2 separate regions of the Homo sapiens genome follow, and region 2 is linked to region 1. Evidence: chromatin contacts called from ENCODE Hi-C or POLR2A ChIA-PET data. All regions are on one chromosome and are shown on one strand. Each heading gives the region's core, a stretch centred on a gene start or an enhancer-like site at or near the end of the contact. The rest is flanking DNA. Distances are from core to core; before and after follow the strand shown.

Evidence for each region. A loop is a pair of places that touch in the nucleus more often than their neighbours do. ChIA-PET counts read pairs that join two places held with the same protein, here RNA polymerase II (POLR2A). Pooled maps may share reads with other maps.
Region 2: a loop to region 1 is called in a map of B cell, with 21 times the contacts of the local background. The contact joins the promoter of SCN11A here to the promoter of RPL14 in region 1. A Hi-C loop is called at or near these places in 7 of 168 maps with a recorded cell type or tissue (B cell, CD4-positive, alpha-beta T cell, CD8-positive, alpha-beta T cell and 2 more), 1 of 37 single-sample maps with no recorded cell type and 15 of 50 pooled maps. POLR2A ChIA-PET finds 5 or more read pairs at or near these places in 1 of 52 experiments (activated CD4-positive, alpha-beta T cell).

What each region holds. Positions count from the first base shown.
Region 1 is chr3:40,453,759-40,460,484 of GRCh38, reverse strand. It overlaps RPL14 (ribosomal protein L14), which reads right to left and starts at 3,146. Exons shown (of 6, transcript NM_001034996.3): 1 at 3,011-3,146; 2 at 2,494-2,595; 3 at 1,749-1,843. The coding sequence starts at 3,013. RefSeq lists silencers at 1,353-1,647, 2,861-2,910 and an enhancer at 3,053-3,347.
Region 2 is chr3:39,050,058-39,056,374 of GRCh38, reverse strand. SCN11A (sodium voltage-gated channel alpha subunit 11) reads left to right here and starts at 4,431. Exons shown (of 30, transcript NM_001349253.2): 1 at 4,431-4,514. WDR48 (WD repeat domain 48) reads right to left here and starts at 4,359. Exons shown (of 19, transcript NM_020839.4): 1 at 4,302-4,359. The coding sequence starts at 4,349. RefSeq lists a silencer at 4,156-4,255 and enhancers at 4,296-4,485, 4,506-4,555, 4,566-4,655, 4,326-5,198.

The DNA of each region.
Region 1 (6,726 bases), core at 1,897-4,396:
ATGCACTGGCGCAACGTTGGCTCACTGTGACCTCTGCTTCCTAGGTTCTAGCAATTCTTCTGTTCCATCCACCCAAATAGCTGGGGCTACAGGAGTACACTACCACACTGGGCTAATTTTTGGACTTTTAGTGGAGACGGGGTTGGCTAGGCTGGTCTCAAATTCCTGACCTCAAGTTATCTACCTGCCTTGGCCTCCCAGAGTGCTGAGATTACAGGTATGAGCCACTGCACACATCCGAGCCATTCATTCTCGTAACAAACAAGGTAATTAATATTAACTGTTAGGCTTTTTTTTAAAAAAAAATTTACAGTAACAATTTGTGGCCAAACATCCTAAAAATAAAATCCAGGGTGTCCAGGGATCCAAGGCAGAATTACAAGAGTACCTAGTGAAAAATCTAAGTTACCAAGTATTTTCTACTGCTTTGAACTTTGACAAGTATCCTCAAGCTTCACCCCTAATTGGTATGTCACAGTAGTAGCAGCATGGCTATGTTCACTCGAGGTTGTTCAAGTGGCATGTTTTCAACTACCAGTACTTCAAAATCCATTATGTGTTAATACACGTCCCACAGTGCCTGTAGTGCTCAGCATACAGTAAGTTTTTTTTTTTTTTTTTTTTTTGAAACGGAGTCTCGCTCTGTCACCCAGGCTGGAGTGCAGTGTTGCGATCTCGGCTCACTGCAAGCTCCGCCTCCCGGGCTCACGCCATTCTCCTGCCTCAGCCTCTGAAGTAGCTGGGACTACAGGTGTCCGCCACCATGCCCGGAATATTTTTTTTTTGTATTTTTAGTAGAGACGGGGTTTCACCGTGTTAGCCAGGACGGTCTCCATCTCCTGACCTCGTGATCCACCCGCCTCGGCCTTCCAAAGTGCTGGGATTATAGGCGTGAGCCACCGCGCCCGGCCAACATACAGCAAGTTTTTGACTATTTTTTAAAGCATGCAAAATTACATGTTCCACTGCAACCATCATTGTGGGTTGAATTAACTGTATAGCAACACACTAAAGTGTTTTAATTTTCATGTCAAAAAAGAACTGCTATTCACTGCCTCACTTAAATGTAAGCTAGGGATAAAACCTCTTATATTAAATACTGTGTAACTGACACACACTGAGAGCTTATCTAATGATAGCTAGTAGCAATAAACACAAGACTTAGTATTGTTGTTTACTTTAAGCTAAAAATTTGGCAGAAACCAGAAGAAAAGAAGATGGCAAATCTAAACAAAGGCAAAGCCCTAAACTACCAGGATAGAAAAGTGACCTCAAGGCATTTATTTTATTTATTTATTTTTGAGACAGGGTCTCACTCTGTCATCCAGGCTGGAGTGCAGTGGCATGATCACGGCTCTCTGCAGCCTCGACCTCGCTAAAACGATCCTCCCAACTCAGCACCCCCAAGGCCCCCCTACCTGGGATTACAGGCGCGTGCCACCATGCCCAACGAATTTTTTTTTTATTTTTTGTAGAGATGGGGGTTTTCGCCATGTTGCCCATGCTGGTCTTGAAACTTGGGCTCAAGAGACCCTCCCACCGTGGCCTCCCAAAGTACTGGGATTACAGGCATGAGCTATCACGCGCAGGCAAGACATTTTAAAAGTAAATAATCCCTGTCTACTTCTATGATGCAAATCCCTCTTCAGGATGGCTCTGAATCTTCCGTATTGTTTACTCCAAAACAAACTTTTACTAGCATAAACAAATCTGGGGATGGGAGGGAGGAGTGATTAGTGGACAGTTACCTGTGCGGAAACTTGAGGATGAAATCAGTGAGCTGCATGCACTTGAAAGGCATGGCCTGTCTCCTCACTTGAGTGCAAGGTCCATCGACCAAAGCCTAGAACACAAACATCAAGAACTTCAGTGCAAAATCTAACAGCAATTAAAATGGTCAGATGGTTCTGTAACATTACTTATCCGTTCAGGGCCATCAAACCCACACTACTATTTTAATAAATTGCTCAGAAAAGACAAGGATTGTCCTATCTGGGTTATATATATGTATGTCTTTTGCTCAACACAAACATTTCTCCACATCATTAAATGCTCCTTCTTAAACTATATAGTACCCCATAGAAACCAACCACATGTAATTTACAGGCAACTTTAGGACTCTGATCCCTGCTGATTTATAGTCAGTGGTCAACTCCTTAGTTTGCTTGTTTCAAATACACAGCAGTAAATACAAAAGTGCTTTCTACGTGCTGGATCTGTTCTAAACTCACTTTACGTATAGTAACTCATTTAAAACTAACCAACGTTTCAGCCTATAACTGGCTCTAGCTTAAGTGGCTAATACTGAAATTCAATACTAATAGCTAACTTCAGGCTGTGCTTAAAACCCGTACCATTACCTGTTTCCTCAATGGTAAAATAAAGCGACTACCCATAGCATCCTCATCTTACACAGCCATCGAGACAATTCATTATTGCCATCTGCAGGGCACATGTCCACTGCCATGTTTAGTAAAAAGTTGTGACACTTACCCTGTTCTGATCAATAACATCTACAATCGCGACCAATTTTCCGGCATGAGGTCCAAAGGAGACATAGGCCACCCGGCCAACCTCCACGAAGCGCCTGAACACCTAAAATTGGAGGAGAAAGGACAGTGAAACTTACTTAGAAATACTCGCTACATATGTCACCTTCTGCAGCTAAAGACAACATGGTTAAATTCAGCGAAAAAGAATGCTGCAGGGAACAAACGCCCGAGAGCCAGGCGCCAACCTGGATGGACGAAATCAGCAAACGCCTCAGTAGCTTAAGCCCGGTTCCCAACGCCCGCCAGCTCCCAGGTCCGCAAGGCCCACACGGCAGGACAAGGCTCTCGGACCACGAGCCGCATCAGCCATCCAGCTCCAGCGGCGGAGGCGCGCACGCGTGGCCCAAGGCGCGCCAGGCCTGCCGGGCCCTCCACGCGCTCGCCAGCGGCGAGTCCGGGAAGGGCGCGAGTCCGGGAAGGGCCCGATTCCGCTGCACAGCCGGCCCGGGGACCCTCACCATGCGCTTCCCGGGACCCTCTGGGAGCCGTTTGGCGCCTCAGCTTCCCAGCGGAGGTGGAGGTCGAGCGGCATGGTCGACGGCCCCGGAGCCCGCAACAGTAAGACTCACCATGTTGGCGGCGTTAGGCGAGAAGGAAGAAGACCCGCCCAACCCTGCGCATGTGTAGAAGAACGCACCGCCCCTGCGGTAACGAGTCACCGACGTGAGCACCGATTGGTTGGTGCGTGCGTGCGTGCGTGCGTACGCACGCGCTCGCAAGCTCACTGGGAAAACATGGCGGAGTCGGCTGGCGTTAAGTTGCTTTTTGGCAAAGTTGGGCGGCGAGATTGTTTTTGGTGATTTGGATTAGAAAGCTGCAGGAGGGTCATCGCTTAGTAATTTAGGGTTAAGAGTACAGAAGCTATGTCTTCCGTTGGTCGCATGCCATTTGAGTTCCTTTTTATTTCCTCGAGTTTTATTTGTTGGTTATTCATGGCTAGGTCTGTTCGCTCCTCACGTTCTCTCCTAATCTCAGTAACTTTGTTAACCTTTCATTTTCAAGTAATTCACAGTTACAGAAATATTGCTAAACTAGTACAAATAATTCCCACAAACCCTTCTAGATTCCACAAATGTTAACGTTTTGCATGTGCTATATCATTTGAAAGGAAATTGCCGACATGATGTCCTTCTATCGCTACATTTTTTTTTTTTTAAAGACGGAGTCTCGGTCTGTTGCCCAGGTTGGAGTGCAGTGGCGGGGGCTTGGCTCACCGCAACCTCCGCCTCCCGGGTTCAAGTGATTCTCCAGCCTCAGCCTCCCAAGTAGCCGGGACTACAGGCGCGCGCCACCATGGCCGGCTAATTTTTTTGCATTTTTAGTAGAGACAGGGTTTCACTATGTTGGCCAGGCTGGTCTCGAACTCCTGACCTCGTGATCTGCCTCCCTCAGCTTCCTAAAGTGCTGGGATTACAGGCGTGAGCCGCCGTGCCTGGCGTTACATTCTTTTATAGAGACAGGGTCTCCCTCAGTCGCTCAGGCTGGAGTGCAGTGGCGCGATCATGGTTCCCTGCAGCCTCTAACTTCTGAGTGAAGACGATCCTCTCGTCTCGGCCTTCCAAAGTGTTGGGATTACCGGCGTGAGCCACCATGCCCAGCCTATCTATACGTTCTTAAAATGTGTATTTCCTAACAACAGAGAGATTCTCTTATGTCATCAGTACACTTATCAAAATCAGGAAATTGATATTGCAATAGTACTATTATCTAACCTTCAGTCCTTATTCAAATTTATAAGTTGTTGCTCCTATGTTCCTTGGAGCAAATGGGAAAAAAAATTGTTTTTCCAGGCTCTTGATCTAATGGAGGATTACAAATTGCAATTATTTATCAGGTCTCTAGTCTTTAACTGATAGTTTTAGATTTAACTGTTAAATTTGTAACATGGGTTTGTTGGAGTTTTCCTCATTGGATTCAGATAGTGAATTTTTGGTAGAAATGCTATGTCCTTGGTGCATCACATCAGAATACATTCTCTCTCTCTTCACTCTCTCTCTCTCTATATATATACGCACACACAAACACTTTTTTTTTTCTTTCTTTTTTTGAGATGGACTCTCCCTCTGTCACCCAGGCTGGAGTGCAGTGGTGCGATCTCGGCTCACTGCCACCTCTGCCTCCCAGGTTCAAGCAGTTCTCTGCCTCCCGGGTTCAAGCAGTTCTCTGCCTCATCCTCCCAAGTACCTGGGATTACAGGTGCCTGCCACCACGCCCGGCTAATTTTTGTGTTTTAAGTAGAGACAGGGTTTCACCATTTTGGCCAGGCTAGTCTTGAACTCCTGACCTTGTGATTCACTTGCCTCAGCCTCCCAGAAGTGCTAGGATTACAAACGTGAGCCACTGTGCTTGGCCACACACATATACATTTTTTCGAAGAGATGGGGTCTGGCTGTGTTGCCCAGGCTGGAGTGCAGTAGCTATTCACAGGTCTGATTGTAGCCTGCTACAGCCTTGAACTCATGGGCTCAAGCAGTTCTGCTTCAGCCTCCAGAATAGTTGGGACTACAGGAATACACCACCACACATGGGTTCCCAATATTGTGGTGGTATTTTATTCTTTAGATTTTTACCCAGGCCAGTGCAGAGAGGTGTTACCTTTTATCACTTGATTAAGGTGATGATCTTTGCCATGACAGTTCCCAGATGTATTTCAAGCCTTTCCTCTAAGCTCTATGCCAGCATATCTTCCCTGAGACTGCTCTAGCAGCCTCCTAAATTCTGTCTTTAATCTGTTCTCTGCTCAGCAGTTAGAGGGATCTTTTAAGTAAGTAAATCAGATCACATTATTTCCTGTTTTTAACAGTTCGATTGCTTTTCATAATATTTGGAATAAAATCTCAACTTCTTACTCTGGCCTTGTATCATATGCTTTAATACCCAGATACACCTTATGCCATCCCTCCTTCATTGTGTTGAAGCCACACTGGTCTTGAATGGGCCAAGCTCTCTCCTCCTCCATGACCTTTATACATGGTGTCTCTCTTGCCAGGAATGGTCTACCCATTGTTAATACTCATCGTGTAGCAGTGCCAACTTATCTCTTGTATTTTTTCCTAGATATTTTTCTGAGAGTTAACCAGGCTACCACATAAAAAAAGGTTAAGTCCCCACCCTTCTTTTTCTAGCTCACCTTGTTTCCCTCAGAGTTATCACAATTGCAATTGTTTGACTTGTTTTGCTGCCCACGTAGGTGTTGTTTCGTTCCAGTTAGAATAAGTTCCATGAGGGCAGGACCTTTGCTGTCTTTTCTGTTTTATTTTCTCACCTTAGTCTGGTAAGGGGCTCAATAAATAGGTAGTGAATGAATCAGTCTTTAGGTCTTGTTGTCTTGCTTTATAATTTACAAAGCAAAAGATATGAATGAAGAAGAATGTTCATTTTAGCATTTTTTTTGCTACTATCTCCAAACTGGAAATTACCCAAAGGCCCATAAACAAGAGACTGGATAAATTGTGATAACAATCTATAGCAACGGAGTCTACAGCAACTACATGGAACAATGCGGATGAATTTCATAAATAACACTAACAAATAAGCTGACACAATATATCCTGTATGCTTTTATTTATATCAAATTCAAAACAGGCAAAACTAATCTACAGTTCTTATAAGTAATGATCATATTTACCTTTGGTGCAGGCAGCAGTGGCTAAAGGGGAAAAGGGGAGCTTCTGAGCTGCTGGCCATGTTGTTTCTTCATCTGGTGTTAACTACGGGAGTGTGTTATTATTTTTGTTTTAAATTTTTTTAGAGACGGGTCTTGCTATGTTGCCCAGGCTGATCTGGTACTCCTGGCCTCAAGCCATTCTCCTGCCTAAGCCTCCCGAGTAGCTGGGATTAGGGGCACGGGCCACCCCGCCTGGCTGAAGTGTTTGCTTGTGAAAATTCAGAGCCCTATCCATATGGTTTATGCGTTTTCTCACCAAATGTATGTTAACCTAAAAAGTTTTTTTTTAATGCAGTTTCCTGGCTGTACAACCAGAGAACTTTATTTGCAGGTCTGGTGAGGGGCAAGAATCTGCATATAAAAACAAGCTCTCAAACACACTTTGAACTTCCCCGAACACAATTTGAGAAACACTTTGGGACTCCCCCTACAGTTACAGAATTATTTTCTAAAGTACATTATCTTGTTATATCACTCCTGTTTAAAGTTGATTTTTATCCCCTATCT
Region 2 (6,317 bases), core at 3,182-5,681, 1.4 Mb after region 1:
CTTTGCTCTTTCTTGAACTCAAATGAGTCAGATACTGGAACTTTCAAACTGATCCCTCATCTTTTATGCATTCTGTATTATCTATCTTTGTCCTTTCATTTATTTTTGTAACACTTCCTTTACTATTTTATAACTGGAGGTTTTTTCAAAGCAAATTATAGTATGATGGAAAAAAAATCAAAGCAATATCTTCAATAAGGAAATGGCTAGACAAATTATGGTACATCCATTCTATGTGGTCATTAAAGAACGAAAACTATATATGCTGATATGTTTCAAGACATGTCACCTTAAAAACTTGTTATCTGCATCCATTAAAGTACAGAGAAAAAATTTAAAATGTCTGGCTATAGAAAAATAGAGGAAAATGGATTTAATTCTTTCAACGAATATTAACTAGGCACCCACTTGTTGCCTGGCACTATTCTAAATGCTGAGGATACGGTAGTGAGCACAAAAGTCCTCTTGGCATTTAGCTGGGGAAAGAGCTTAACTAGAAGTGGCAGCAAGTTAAGCGAAGTATTTTTTTTCCCCAAGCACTGTGAAGCACTGAAGGAAGAGGCCATAACAGGAGGAAAAATGGAGGCACAGAGAGCCAATCAACAGACTCAGGTTGCTGGAAAATCATACCACCAAGGGACTGCTAAGGATGGAAAAGACTTGCTTTGATATCCTGGTTACCAGAGAAAATGCTACATCATGTATCTGAATTCACATATTTGATTATGTTTCTGACAGTCACAAATCCATCCCTCTTCCCTCGTATCTCTAGTTTTCCTAGAAGTTGAAGATGGTAGGACATGGACTCATTTAAAATTATGTCTACAATTAATATGCAGTATGTTTGGACCCCTCTCCACTGATTTTAAGTATCATTTTATTTTATTTTTGAGATGGAGTCTCGCTCTGTCACCCAGGCTGGAGTGCACTGGTACAATCTCGGCCCACTGCAACCTCCGCCTCCTGGGTTCAAGCGATTCCCCTGTCTCAGCCTCCCAAGTACCTGGGATTACAGGCATGCGCCACCATGCCGGCAATTTTTATATTTTTAGTAGAGACGGGATTTCGCCATGTTGGCCAGGCTGGTCTCGAACTCCTGACCTCAAGTGATCTGCCCACCTTGGCCTCCCAAAGTGCTGGGATTACAGGCATGAGCCACCACGCCTGGCCTCCACTGATTATTTAGCAATATTTTTAAGTCTCAAGGGTTTGTCTTGGCCTACAACTTGACAAGGAGCTCAGGGCTACTGTCTCGTGGTCTGAGACAGTCAGGAGACAAAGTATATTTACTCCAAGTACCCATGTATGCTTTTTCCAAGATGAGAAGTTTTCTTTTTGATGTATAAGAGCAAATAATGTGGTAAAAAGTTCAAAAATACAAAGTTGTGCATATTTCAAACTAAAAGATATCCCATGTCCTGTCTTATCTATAATCACACAATCTATTCCCAAAGGGATAATCACTGCTATTACCCTTCCTGACTTTTAAAATGCATATTTCCTTTGTGGAAATGGGAATATGCCATGTTGACTTGCTTTTTTGACTCTCTCTCTCTTTGAGGCCTCCCTGGAAGACGAGCAGATCCTAGCACCATATTTCCTGTAAAGCCTGCAGAACTATGAGCCAATTATGCCTCTTTTCTTTATAAATGAGCCAGTCTCAGGTATTTCTTTATAGCAATTCAAGAATGGCTTCACACAACACCCTTGCATAAGTAGGGACAGATACATGCATATGCAATTTTGTAGAATATATTTTTAGATAAGGAATTCTGGGCTAAAGGGAATGTTTATTTAAAAATTTGACAAAGCAAGACACAAAACAGTGAATACTATGGCTCCATTTATAGCAAAAAAATATGTTAAGTCAGGTACACAAACAGCAAGAGGTATAGAACAGCGGTTCTCAACCAGCGGCAATTTTGCCCTTGAGGGGACATTTGAAAATGTCTGGAGACATTTTTAGTTGTCACAACTGGGGAGATGCTACTACATCTAGTTGGTAGAAGCCAGGGATGATGCCAAAGAACCTGTGATGCATAGGACAGCTCCCTCCCTCAGACACAGCGAAGAATTATCCAGATGAAATTTCAAGAATGTTCAGGTTGATAAACTCTGGTCTAGGATTAAAACATGACATTGCCCGCAGTAGCTTTCTTGGAAGCATGGAGGGCAACTCTAATTTATGTTTTTGTTTGTTGGGATTTTTACAATGAACACGCATTAGTTTAAAAAACACCTCATAGACAATGATGGTTCAGATGAAATCAATCCCTGTGGCTTCTCAGGCTGCTTCTATACCTTAGGGACAAATTCCGAAAGTTCCCTGAATCTTCTCTTCAGCAGGTTAATCTAAGACAGCTCTTTCAAAAGTTCTTCATAGGAAATAATTTCAAGTCAGTTCACCAATCTGATTGCTACCTATGAAGAACAAGGTCCTAAGTGCTGAACACCAAACTCTAATTTTGTACTTTGACCAGTGAAAAGTGGAATTATCTATCACCTGCCTCATTCTACGTGCACTGGCTCACATTCAGCCTATTGGAACACTGTTTTTCCAAACCTGCTGCAGTTAATTTACATTTTCTCCATCCCATACTAGTACAATTGCCTTGTAAGTCTTTTTAAAATATATATACTTTATTGCATGCATTTTGGGAGTGGGCAGGCCTGGGAAGGAAGCAAGCAGGGAACACACTGCAGTAATAGGAGTTTTAAGTCTTAATGCAATAAACTGAAAGGCCTGATTAACTACCCTTACTCTCCTAAGATGTACACCACCATAGAGTCTATAATACAATCGGGTTACTTTTTGAGTTATATTTCAGTCCCAAGGAGACATTCTCACTACCTGCCTTGGATGCTGGTGATACTTAAATCCTATCACTAATGCACTGAAAAACACCTAATAGGGTGAGTTTAGACTTATTAATTTCACTCATTTCAACAAACATCCAGTGAGTGCTTAAGACACTGTACTGATCAGTGAGATCAATAAAACCAAGATGTGAACTAATCAGAAGACTTTATGGCCTACCACCTTCTGCTGGGATTACCTTACTGAAGGACCCCTTCATCTAACTACCTTTATCTGACACTTGATTTCAACCCGCAGAACTCCATATAATGCTGTGTTTTATAAAGAAAGCCTAGGTGTTAATTATTTCTACACCCTTTCAATCCCTTTTCCCCTTTGGGGGCCACCCTAAGTGCTAGGTAAATGTTTAATGAATAAATGCACCAAACTGCCACTACCACATACAATATACCTGCAGGCAAACACCTGTAAGAGGGCTTTTATTCCCTGCATCACTGAAAATATTAAGTGGCAATAACTATTTTTTAATATTATTATTATACTTTAAGTTCTAGGATATATGTGCACAACGTGCAGGTTTGTTACATAGGTATACGTGTGCCATGCTGGTTTGCTGTACCCATCAACTCGTCATTTACATTAGGTATTTCTCCTAATGCTATCCCTCCCCTAGCGCCCCCAGCCCCCGACAGGCCCCGGTGTGTGATGTTCCCCGAAGTGGCAGTAACTCTTAAGCGTAACCGCAAACAAAAGTGAATTCACAAAGGCATAAGGCACAAGACACACACGGTAAGATTAGACAACTCTTTACCACATGGACAATAAATTACACAAACAATAAAGACAGATTCAGCGATGCACACTTAAGATGAAGAAATGGTGAAGAGGAACTTAAATACCAAAACAATTAAAATTATAATTTCCCCACGCACATTCTTATGTCACTTAAACCTACCCAGGGGACAGCTCCCACATAAGAGAGGGCTGGGGGCTCCCAAGTGCGGAATCCTCAGCAGAAACCCCGCAGGGCCGTTGGCGCTCCGCCGCCTCGCCACGCCCCCGCACAAGCCGCTCACTCCTCCAACGCCCACCCCCCTGGGAAACCCCTGGAGGCCTCGGCTCCGACGCAGCGAGGGCAGAGCGCTTCGAAGAAAGACAGGGCAAGGGGGAGGCAAGTGGGCGGGGAACGAGCCTATCCCGACCCCGCAAGTCCACTCCTACAGAAGAGCGGCGACAAGCAATCCCGGGCTCAGAATGCCGCCCACGAGGGTCCCGGGCCTGGGCCCCAAGGGCCAAGCAAGCCGACCCCCGCCCCTTCCTCAAGCCGTTAGCGCCGCGGCCCCACCCCTCGTGGCCGGCCGCGCCCCGCCCCGTTCGCCCCATGCCGCTACCCCAGCTGGTCGTGGCGCCGGGCACCTTCTAGCTGGAGTGGGCCCGGAGCTGCCGGCCGCGTCCGGAAGACCGAGGAACCGGGCTTCCATACCTGCACTTTCCTCCGCCCTGCTGTGTTCTGCCGGTGATGGGCCGCCATCTTGCATGTTGACACTCCGACGTCACTTCCGGAGGTGGCTCAGAGCGGGAGGATGTCCTGCCCCTTTCCCTTTGGCCAAGGGTTAGTGGCGGGGCTGAAGGTAAACAGGCTGTTGTGTTTCCTCGGTGCTGTTAGTTGCTGTGTGGCCGGTAGCCATGTGATGAGGTAGATGCACCTAAAAACAAAACCACTGTGCAAGTATAATGCTGATGGGGAGAGAGCCACTTTTCAGGGCTGAGGGAGCAACACGAATTCACTTGTGTGGTCCTAGACCCTGGCTTGCGCTCTTTTCCGCGCCCTCCCCGAGAGGCCCAAGCAAAACGAAAGCACTGAAAGAATTAACAGTGCTAGACATGGCGCTGGACCATCTCCTGACCTTTCCTAGGCAGGCAGGAGAACCAAGTGAACCAAGTGATTTACTGTTAAGTACCTAAAAATGCGGAGAATTATGTCGTGGCCTCAAAGGGGGAGAGATAGAAGTCCTTGCAAAGGAGGTGGCCTCCATCTTCAGGGGGAGCAAAGAATCCGTTTAAATTAAAAGGATAAAAAGTGGGGCCATAAAAGAACGAGATCATGTCCTTTGTAGGGACATGATGGAGCTGGAGGCCCTTATCCTTAAGCAAACTAACAAAGGAACAGAAAACCAAATACCGCACGTTCTCACTTATAAGTGGGAGCTAAATGATGAGAACACATGGACACAAAAGAGGGGGACAACACACACTGGGGCCTTTCGGAGGGTGGAGGGTGGGAGGAGGGCGAGGATCAGGAAAAATAACTAATGGGTACTAGGCTTAATACCTGGGTGACAAAATAGCCTGTACAACAAACACCCGTGACACAAGTTTACCTATATAACAAACCTGCACTTGTACCCCTGAACTTAAAAGTTTAAAAAAAAAAAACAAGACAAAAAGATGTTATAGGAAGGCGAAAACGGTACACCAGCTAAAATTGTTCCCAGAGACAATTCTAGTTTAAATCATCTCTTATACTGGAACAGTTAGGTTTGACTTAAGGTGGTTTTCCTGACCACTAATTATAAGAGCTGAGGGTGATCAGACCCTCTCTAGTGAAAGTGAATCCTATAGAACTACACTGTGGGATATAGCATATGATGTATCTGCTAGTCATTTGTGGCTCTTGAGCACTTGAAATATAGCTAGTTCCAGTTGAGATATGTAATTGTAAACTACCCCCAAATTTCAAAGACTAGTTTGAAGAAAAGAATGTAAAATATCTCATTAATAATTTTTTGTATTGATTTCATGTTGAAATGATGTTTGGGGGTATATTAGGCTAAATAAAATTTATTAATTTTGTCATGGATATTAGAATATTTAAAATTACATATGTGGTCACAAATTTCTGTTGCATAGTGCTAGTATATAAGTAATGCTTAGAAAAGTTGTCTTGACAAATACTTCTTAAATTAATAAAGAAATGTGAATTAGATGAGTAAAAATTGTGATGGCAGAAAGCTTCTTAAGCAAAACTGGCAGTGATAACTTATAGGTAAATTACTGCATCATTACAGGCTTATTCATTCACTGATTCATGTATTCATTCATTTAACAAAATATTATTTAGCATATCATATATGCCAGGCACTATATTAGGTGTTGGGGAATCAGTGGTGAGTGCACATAGTCATAGAACTTAGAGTCCCAGGATGAGACAGGAATTAATACAGAGATAAGTACTATGAAGAAAGATGATTGTAAGACAGGAAGTATCTTGAGTCAAGAGTTAACTAGGCAAGGAGAGGGAACAGTCTGAGCAAAGGTCTTGTAGCAGGAGAGAGCATGGAACATTACAGGAACTGAGAGTCAAGGCTTAGAGTACAGAGAAGTGAAAGGAGTATGCAGAGGCCATACCCAGCAGGATCTTTTAGACCAATGGGAAGCTGTTGAAATACAGGTAGGGAAATAATATGTCTGTATTTTAAAAATTGCTTAAGTGTCTATT